3 separate regions of the Homo sapiens genome follow, and regions 2 and 3 are each linked to region 1. Evidence: chromatin contacts called from ENCODE Hi-C or POLR2A ChIA-PET data. All regions are on one chromosome and are shown on one strand. The core of a region is the stretch at or near the end of the contact, and the rest is flanking DNA. Distances in the headings are between cores, read along the strand shown. Region 1 holds the start of LINC03011 (long intergenic non-protein coding RNA 3011). Region 2 overlaps LINC03006 (long intergenic non-protein coding RNA 3006). Region 3 holds the start of LINC03006 (long intergenic non-protein coding RNA 3006).

Evidence for each region. Hi-C counts contacts between places; a loop is a spot of excess contacts on that map. ChIA-PET counts read pairs that join two places held with the same protein, here RNA polymerase II (POLR2A). Pooled maps may share reads with other maps.
Region 2: a map of CD4-positive, alpha-beta T cell shows a loop between it and region 1 (1.9-fold over the local background). The contact joins the enhancer-like site here to the promoter of LINC03011 in region 1. A Hi-C loop is called at or near these places in 8 of 168 maps with a recorded cell type or tissue (B cell, CD14-positive monocyte, CD4-positive, alpha-beta T cell and 4 more), 2 of 37 single-sample maps with no recorded cell type and 20 of 50 pooled maps. POLR2A ChIA-PET finds 5 or more read pairs at or near these places in 2 of 52 experiments (CD4-positive, alpha-beta memory T cell and naive thymus-derived CD4-positive, alpha-beta T cell).
Region 3: a map of CD8-positive, alpha-beta T cell shows a loop between it and region 1 (5-fold over the local background). The contact joins the promoter of LINC03006 here to the promoter of LINC03011 in region 1. A Hi-C loop is called at or near these places in 1 of 168 maps with a recorded cell type or tissue (CD8-positive, alpha-beta T cell), 1 of 37 single-sample maps with no recorded cell type and 10 of 50 pooled maps. POLR2A ChIA-PET finds 5 or more read pairs at or near these places in 1 of 52 experiments (WTC11).

What each region holds. Positions count from the first base shown.
Region 1 is chr7:66,492,248-66,494,975 of GRCh38, forward strand. It overlaps LINC03011 (long intergenic non-protein coding RNA 3011), which reads left to right and starts at 1,385. Exons shown (of 2, transcript NR_134573.1): 1 at 1,385-1,490. RefSeq lists an enhancer at 1,074-1,283.
Region 2 is chr7:65,744,411-65,747,138 of GRCh38, forward strand. The region is part of intron 2 of LINC03006 (long intergenic non-protein coding RNA 3006); the gene reads right to left. Among named protein-coding and RNA genes, the nearest start is that of SNORA22, 9.8 kb to the right of the region's middle. Within about 2 kb of position 1,406, at least 8 of the 41 ENCODE cell types and tissues checked have a DNase peak (open chromatin) inside an H3K27ac peak, as active enhancers do.
Region 3 is chr7:65,769,469-65,772,196 of GRCh38, forward strand. LINC03006 (long intergenic non-protein coding RNA 3006) reads right to left here and starts at 1,342. Exons shown (of 8, transcript NR_038378.4): 1 at 999-1,342. RefSeq lists enhancers at 1-374, 375-997, 1,244-1,493.

The DNA.
Region 1 (2,728 bases), core at 135-2,634:
AGTTTTCAGAGGAGTAGAGTGTGTACCCCAATCCCAACTGGGTATGGTTCAGATCTGCATTTAACTCATGAAGCCTGGCTGCTCCGCAGGTCCTGGAGAAAAAAAGAGTCTCGCTGCAGGTATGATACAGGACAGGCTTGTCCCCAGGACCCGCCTGTCCCCAGGAAGAGGGAAGCCCAATGTCCCACCAGGTTGGCAGGGCTGGGGAAGGGAAAGTGTTATAGTAGCCCCAAGACTAAAAAGAGGCAGCAGAGGGAGCAGGACAGTGCTCCCATGGAACTCAAGCCGCTGCCTGAGTGAGGTGAGGGAAGAGTGCACCCACTGACATCAGGGGGCAGAGAGGTGCGGTTCCAGCGCGGCTTTTCCCCTTGCGTCTTGCCATGTGACTCTGATCCCCTCCAGGTGAGCCTGCCCACTTTGGGCCCAGGGTTGCCGCTGGGGCCTGTACCCAAAAGCAGCCCCCCATGGCCATGACCCCACTCCCAGGAGTGGGGCAGAGCAGGGAGGAGTCCTGGAAAGAGGAGACGCAGGGACAAGAAGGAATGGGCCTCAAACTCCAGGAGGGGGACCTTCTCATGGGTCCTGTTTTCTGGTCTCTCCTCGCTTACCCCTGGGCTGATCACCCTGGGAAGAACTGAGCCAAGGTTTCTCACCCTCAGGTCCAAGGGGTTCAATTACCGGGCCCTTAGGGAGATGCGAGCCCCCTAAAACGATGCAAAGTTCCTGGCCTAATTTTTATATTTTTAGTAGACATGGGGTTTCACCCATGTCTACTGATCGGAATGCCTCGAGCACACAAAATGTTGGAATTTACAGGCGTGAGCCAACGTGCCCGGCCAGCCCTATTTATTTCAGCCTATACATTTTGCACTTGTTAAAAGTATTTGAACATACAATTATCATGTTTTCTTTAAGCAGTCCCTCCCTGTTGTACACTTGGATAGTTTATTTTTTTAGACAAGGTTTACCTCCGTCTCGCAGGATGGAGTGCTGTGATGGGATCATAGCTCATTGCAGCCTTGAACCTTGGGGTTCAAGTATCTGGGAAGCTGAGGTGGGACTACAGAGATGGGGTCGCGCCATGTTGCCCAGGCAGCTCTTTAACTCCTGGCCTGAACGGATCCTTCCGCCTCGGCCGAGCCTGGACATAGTTTTCTAGTTTTGACCCACAGAAACACTGTGCTGGGTCGGAGTTTGTCAACCACCCTTCTCCAGCCAGCAACACACAGAACATGGCGGGGAAGTCGCGGTTACCAGGCTCCACTCCGAGGAAAAACCAGCGCAGCTCCAGGCACTGTAGCGCCACTGTGACGTCGCCGAAGGCCGGCGCTATTACGACGCCGGAAGGCCCGCGCCTGTGACGTCAGCTGAGGCGCGCCCCTGTGATATCTCACAGGCCCGCCCCTTCTGTAGAACCAATCGGAACTCGAGGCGCAGCGGCTGGGTATTCCAGGAGAGCGCATGCGCAGACGCATGGCCACAGACTGCCGGTCAGTGTCAGCAGGCGGTGGGTTAGGGTCCGCAGGCCCAGACCAGGCCGCCGACACCAATAAGCTACAAGGAGGAGCTTTACCGCTGCCTGTACTACTACTGCCTGCGCTACTTCCCAGCCTGCGGCGTAGGGCGCAGCAAGGGCCTGACGCTTAGCGAGCAGGCGCTGCGCACCAAGCGGCTGTCGCCTGGAGGGCACGTTCAGGCAGAAGCTCCTCAGTGGCCACAAGTCCGCTAGCTCCGGCTACAGCCCTTGCCGCACACTCGCGTCACCTGAGCCTGTGTAGGTGCGCCCCCCAACTCCTCCCCCAGCCAGGTCCCGGGGACGCCGGCAGCGTCCCCCACCCCTGGCGCCGCTCATCCTGGGCAGGATCGGCCCCGTCTGAGGCTGCACCGCATTAGGGAGCTGCACCCCTCGGCTTGACCTCTGATGGCCGTTGCAACAACATCAAAGCCTTTGGAACTTTGTAGGGGGTACGAGGGGCTAGGAAACCAAGAAAACATCTTTTTAAAAATATAAGCGATCGGGCCGGGCGCGGTGGCTCACGCCTGTAATCCCAGCACTTTGGGAGGCCGAGACAGGTGGATCACGAGGTCGGGAATTCAAGACCATCCTGGCCAGCATGGTGAATCCCGTCTCTACTAAAAATGCAAAAATTAGCCGGGCGTGGTGGCGGGCACATGTAATACCAGCTATTCGGGAGGTTGAGGCAGAGGCAGACAATTGCTTGAACCCGGGAGGCAGAGGCTGCAGTTAGCCGAGATCGTGCCACTGCACTCTAGCCTGGGCGACAGACCAAGACTCCGTCTAAAAAATAAAAAACTATATATATGTGTGTGTATATATATATATATATATGCGATGGAGCCCGGGAGGTTGAGGTTACTGTGAGCCGAGATTACACCACTGCACTTCAGCCTGGGTGACAGAGGGAGACCCTGTCTCTAAAAAAAAAATATATGCAAGTGAGAGCTTTTCTTCCAGTGCTCATGCTCAGACTGAAGAAAGTTATTGGGCCGGCCCAGTGGCTCACACCCGTAATCCCAGCACTTTGGGAGGCCTAGGTGGGCGGATCCCTTGAGCTCAGGCGTTCCAGACTAGCTTGGGCAACATGGTGAAATTCGGTCTCTACAAAAATACAAAAAATTATCTGGGCGTCGTGGTGGGCGCCTGTAGTCCCAGCTACTCAGGAGGCTGAGGCAGGAGAGTGGTGTGAACCCGGGAGGCGGAGCTTGC
Region 2 (2,728 bases), core at 156-2,655, 750 kb before region 1:
AAAGAGAGAAGGAAGGAAGGAAGGAGAGAGAGAGAGAGAAAGAAAGGAAAGAAAGAAAAAGAAAGAAAGAAAGAAAGAGAAAGAAAAGAAAGAAAGAAAGAAACAAACAAACAAACAAGACTCCTGGGTCAGAGACAAAGGACTTTATTGCTTACAGCATGGCAAGCAGCGTAGGCAGCAGGATATTTGCATCAGTTCCCCTTTCCCTCCAACTTCCATGGGGTAACACAACGTGGCCCAGATGGATGCCTCAAAGATGGTGGGTTTGGATCACAGCTGAGGAACACTCAGCTCAGGGAATCTATTGTTTTTGTTGTTGTTGTTTTATTATATATTTTTTTATTTTTATTTTTTATTATTTTTTTGAGACAGAGTTTTGCTCTTGTTGCCCAGCCTGGAGTGCAATGGCGCAATCTCGGCTCACCGCAACCTCTGCCTCCCAGGTTCAAGCGATTCTCCTTCCTCAGCCTCCCGAGTAGCTGGGATTACAGGCATGCGCCATCATGCCCAGCTAATTTTGTATTTTTTTAGTAGAGATGGGGTTTCTCCATGTTGGTCGGGCTGGTCTTGAACTCTCAACCTCAGGTGATCTGCCCACCTCGGTGTTTTATTGTTTTATTTTTGTAGAGATGGGGTCTCACCATGTTGCCTAGGCTGGTCTTGAAATCCTTGCCTCAAAGGATCCTTGACTTGGCCTTCCAAAGTGCTGGATGGCTGGGCACGGTGGCTCACACTTGCAATCCCAGCACTTTGGGAGGTCAAGGAGGGTAAATCACCTGAGGTCAAGAGTTCGAGACCAGCCTGGCCAACATGGCAAAGCCCTGTCTCTACAAAAATACAAAAATTAGCCAGGCATGGTGGCGTGTGCCTGGAGGCTGATGCAGAAGAATCACTTGAACCTAGAAGGCGGAGGTTACAGTGAGCCGAGATCGCACCACTGCACTCCAGCCCGGGTAACAGAGTGAGAATCCATCTCAAAAAAAGAAAAGAGAAAAAAAAATCAAGGCTCATGCCTGTAATCTCAGCACTTTGAGAGGCTGAGGCGGGCGGATCACCTGAGGTCGGGAGATTGAGACCAGCCTGACCAATATGGAGAAACCCCGTCTCTACTAAAAAATACAAAATTAGCCGGGTGTGGTGCTGCATGCCTGTAATCCCAACTACTCAGGAGGCTGAGGCAGGAGAATCACTTGAACCCAGGAGGCGGAGGTTGCAGTGTGCCAAGATCGCACCATTGCACTCCAGCCTGGGCAATAAGAGCGAAATTCCATCTCAAAAAAAAAAAAAAAATCAAAGTGCTGGGATTATAGACATGAGCCACTACGCCTGGCTGAAATCTATTGTTTTTATACCAAGCAGTGGGCAAGCCTGCTCTTTGTCCAAGAGGAAACATTAACTTGTCTCTGAAGATTACCAGCTGTGTAAACAACCCTGAGAAAAGGCCCAAATAAAGAGCATTCTTGGGCCTTGCATTCTTGGCACACCCAGCAAGACATGTAAGCACACAACAGATCCATGGAGGACTCTCAACACAAAGATCGCAATAAAAATTGTTTCAGGCAAAAATTATTGATGGGCTGGGTACAGTGGCTCAAGCCTGTAACCCCAGCAATTTGGGAGGCTGAGGCAGGAGGACTGCTTGAGCCCAGGAGTTTGAAACTCACCCAGGCAACAAAGCATGACATCTCTACACACACACACACACACACACACACACACACACACACACACACACACACGTTTTAAATTAGCCAGGCATAGTGATGCAAGCCTGTAGTCTCAGCTACTCAGGAGGCTGAGATAGGAGGCTGAGCCCAGGAGGTTGAGGCTGCAGTAAGCTGTGTGATTGCACTACTGCACTCCAGCCTGGGCAACAGAGTGAGACGCTGCCTCAAAAAAAAAAAAAAAAATCATCGATGGATGCTTAAATTAGTAGGCACTGTTATGATGAAAAACAGAACAGTCACATATTTTCCCACAAGATGCTTATTAAATACAAAGAAAAAATAACAACTTTATAGTAGAGCAATCTAGCAAACATTAACCAAGTGAACAAAGTTAACATCACCAGGAATGGGAAAAACTGCTGACATCATGTGACTCTTCCTACGATGCCTTGAAATGACACATAATTTCTCTGGCGTTCTTGCCAAATATGAATAACCTGCATTTTTTTTTTTTTTTGAGACAGAATCTCAGTCTGTTGCCCAGGCTGGAGTGCAGTGGTGCGATCTTTGCTCACTGCAACCTCCACCTCTTGGGTTCAAGTGATTCTTCTGCCTCAGCCTCCTGAGTAGCTGGGATTACAGGCACGTGCCATCAGGCCCAGCTAATTTTTTCTATTTTTAGTAGAGATGGGGTTTCACCATGTTTGCCAGGATGGTCTCGATCTCTTGATCATGTGATCCGCCTGCCTTGGCCTTCCCAAAGTCCTGGGATTACAGGCGTGAGCCACCGTGACCGGCCGTAACCTGCATTTAAACATAAGGAAACATGAGGCCAGGCGCAGCGGCTCATGCCTGTAATCCCAGCACTTTGGGAGGCCAAGGCAGGCGGATCACCTGAGGTCAGTAGTTCCAGACCAGTCTGGCCAACATAGTGAAACCCCATCTCTACTAAAAATACAAAAATTAGCCAGGAATGGTGGCAGGTGCCTGTAATCCCAGGTACTCTGGAGGCTGAGGCAGGAGAATCACGTGAACCCGGGAGGTGGAGGCTGCAGTGAGCG
Region 3 (2,728 bases), core at 92-2,591, 720 kb before region 1:
GGCCTCCCAAAGTGCTGGGATTATAGGTGTGACCCACTATGCCTGGCCTTGAAAATCCATTTTATTTCATTTTTTATAATTTATTTATTTTTTTGAGACGGAGTCTCACTGTCACCCAGGCTGAAGTGCAGTGGCACAGTCTTGGCTCATTGCAAACTATGCCTCCCGGGTTCACGCCATTCTCCTGCCTCAGCCTTCCCAGTAGCTGGGACTACAGGCGCGCGCCATCACGCCTGGGTAATTTTTTTTTTTTTTTTGTATTTTCAGTAGAGACGGGGTTTCACCGTGTTAGCCAGGATGGTCTCGATCTCCTGACCTCGTGAACCGCCCGCCTCGGCCTCCCAAAGTGCTGGGATTACAGGCGTGAGCCACCATGCCCAGCCGAAAATCCATTTTATTTATTTATTTACTTATTTAGGTGTGACCCACCATGCCTCGCCTTGAAAATCTTATTTATTTATTTAGAGACAGAGTTTTGCTCTTGTTGCCCAGGCTGGAGTGCAATGGCGCGGTCTCGGCTCACTGCAACCTCCACCTCCCGGGTTCAAGCAATTCTCTGCCTCAGCCTCCCGAGTAGCTGGGATTACAGGCGCCCGCCACCACCCCTAGCTAATTTTTGTATTTTTAGTAGAGACGGGGTTTCACCATGCTGGCCAGGCTGGTCTTCAACTCCTGACCTGGTGATCCACCCACTCGGCCTCCTAAAGTGCTGGGATTACAGGTGTGAGCCACCGCACCCGGCCAGTCCCTTATATAAATTTTTAAAAAGATGTTTTCTTCGTTTCCTAGCCCCTTCTACCCACCTACAAAGTTCCAAAGGCTTTAATACTATTGCAACGGCAGTCAGAGGTCAAGCTGGGGGGGTGCGGTGCAGCTCCCTAACGCGGGGCAGCCTCAAAGGGGGCCGACCCTGCCCAGCACGAATGGCACCGGGCGGTGGGGGACGCTCTCGAGGTCCCCGGAACATGGCTGGGGGAAGTGTTGGGGGGTGCACATACCCAGGCTCAGCTGAGGCGAGTGCGCGGCCAGGGCTGCAGCTGGCGCTGGCTGGTACTTGCTCAGGCCATTGAGGAGCTTCTGGGCGACCCTGCGCTCGTGCCTACCAGGCGCCAGCCAGTAGGTGCGCAGCGCCTGCTCCAGCAGCGTCAAGCCTTTGCTGCGCGGACCCCGCAGGCCGGGAAGTCACGCAGGTGGTAGTAGTCCAGGTGGTCGTAAACTCCTCCTCATAGCTTATGGGTGGCGGCGGCTGGGCTGAAGACTGCGGACAGGACATCCCGCCCGGCCGCCTGTGGTCACCCTCCCGCGCAGGCGCGCTCCTGGAAGACCCAGCACCTGGAGTTCCGATTGGCTCTGCGTGAGGGGCGGGCCTTTGCGACATCTTGGGGGCGCCTTCGGTGACGTCACAGGGGCGGGCCTTCTGCCACGTCACAAGGGCTGTACAGTTCCTGGAGCTGGGCAGTCTTCTCAGAGTGGAGCCTGGTAACCGCGACCTCCCCGCCAGTTCCTGTGTGTTGCTGGCTGGAAAGGGGTAGTTGACAAACTCCCACCCAGCACAGTATTTATGTCGGTCAAAAATGGAAAACTATGTGTCCGGGCACGGCCCAGGAAGGAGGATTCCTTCAGGCCAAGAGCAGCCTAGCAATATGGCGCAACCCCACCTCTGTAGTCCAACCTCAGCCTCCCAGCTACTTGAACCCCAAGATTCAAGGCTCCAATGAGCTGTGATCTCACCACAGCACTCCTGCCTGCGAGACTGAGGTAAACCCTGTATAAAAAAATAAAAAAGAAAACTATCCAAGTGTACAACCGGGAGGGACTGCTTAAAGAACACATGAGGCTCCCTGGGCCGTGCTATCCCGGCACTTTGGGAGGCCGAGGCAGGAGGATGGCTTGGGTTCAGGAGTTCGAGATGCGCCTGGACAACATGACGCAACCCCGTCTCTACGAAAGATACAAAGATTAGCCAGGCGCGGTGCACGCTTGGCCTAATTTTTGTATCTTCCGTAGAGATGGGGGGGGTCTTGCTATGTTGCCCGGGCCGGTCTCGAACTCCTGGGTTCAAGCGATCTTCTCACCTTGGCCTTTAGAGTTGTTGGGATTACAGGCGTGAGCCACCGTACCCTCCTGGGCTAGGCTATTTAATAACATAAGAAAGTGCGGTGGCTCACGCCTGTAATCCCAACACTTTGGGAGGCCGAGGCGGGTGGATCACCTGAGGTCAGGAGTTTGAGACCATCCTTGCCAATATGGTGAAACCCAGTCTCTACAAAAAAATACAAAAATTAGGCTGGGCGCGGTGGCTCACACCTGTAATCTCAGCACTTTGGGAAGCTGAGGCGGGCCGATCACCTGAGGTTGGGAGTTCAAGACCAGCCTGACCAACATGGAGAAACCCCATCTCTACTAAAAATACAAAATTAGCCGGGCGTGGTGGTGCATGCCTGTAGTCCCAGCTACTCAGGAGGCTAAGACAGGAGAGTCTCTTGAACCCAGGAGGCGGAGGTTGCAGTGAGCCGAGAAGCATCACTGCACCCCAGTCTGGGCGACAGAGCAAGACTCCAGAGCTTGAGACCAGCCTGGGCCATGTAGTGAAACCCTGTTTATAAAAAACAAACAAAAAAAGCCAGGTGTACCTGTGTCCACCTGTGGCCCCACTACTTAAGAGTCTGAGGCAGGAGGATAACTTGAGGCCAGGAGCTGAAGGCTGCAGTGAGCTATGGTCATCCCA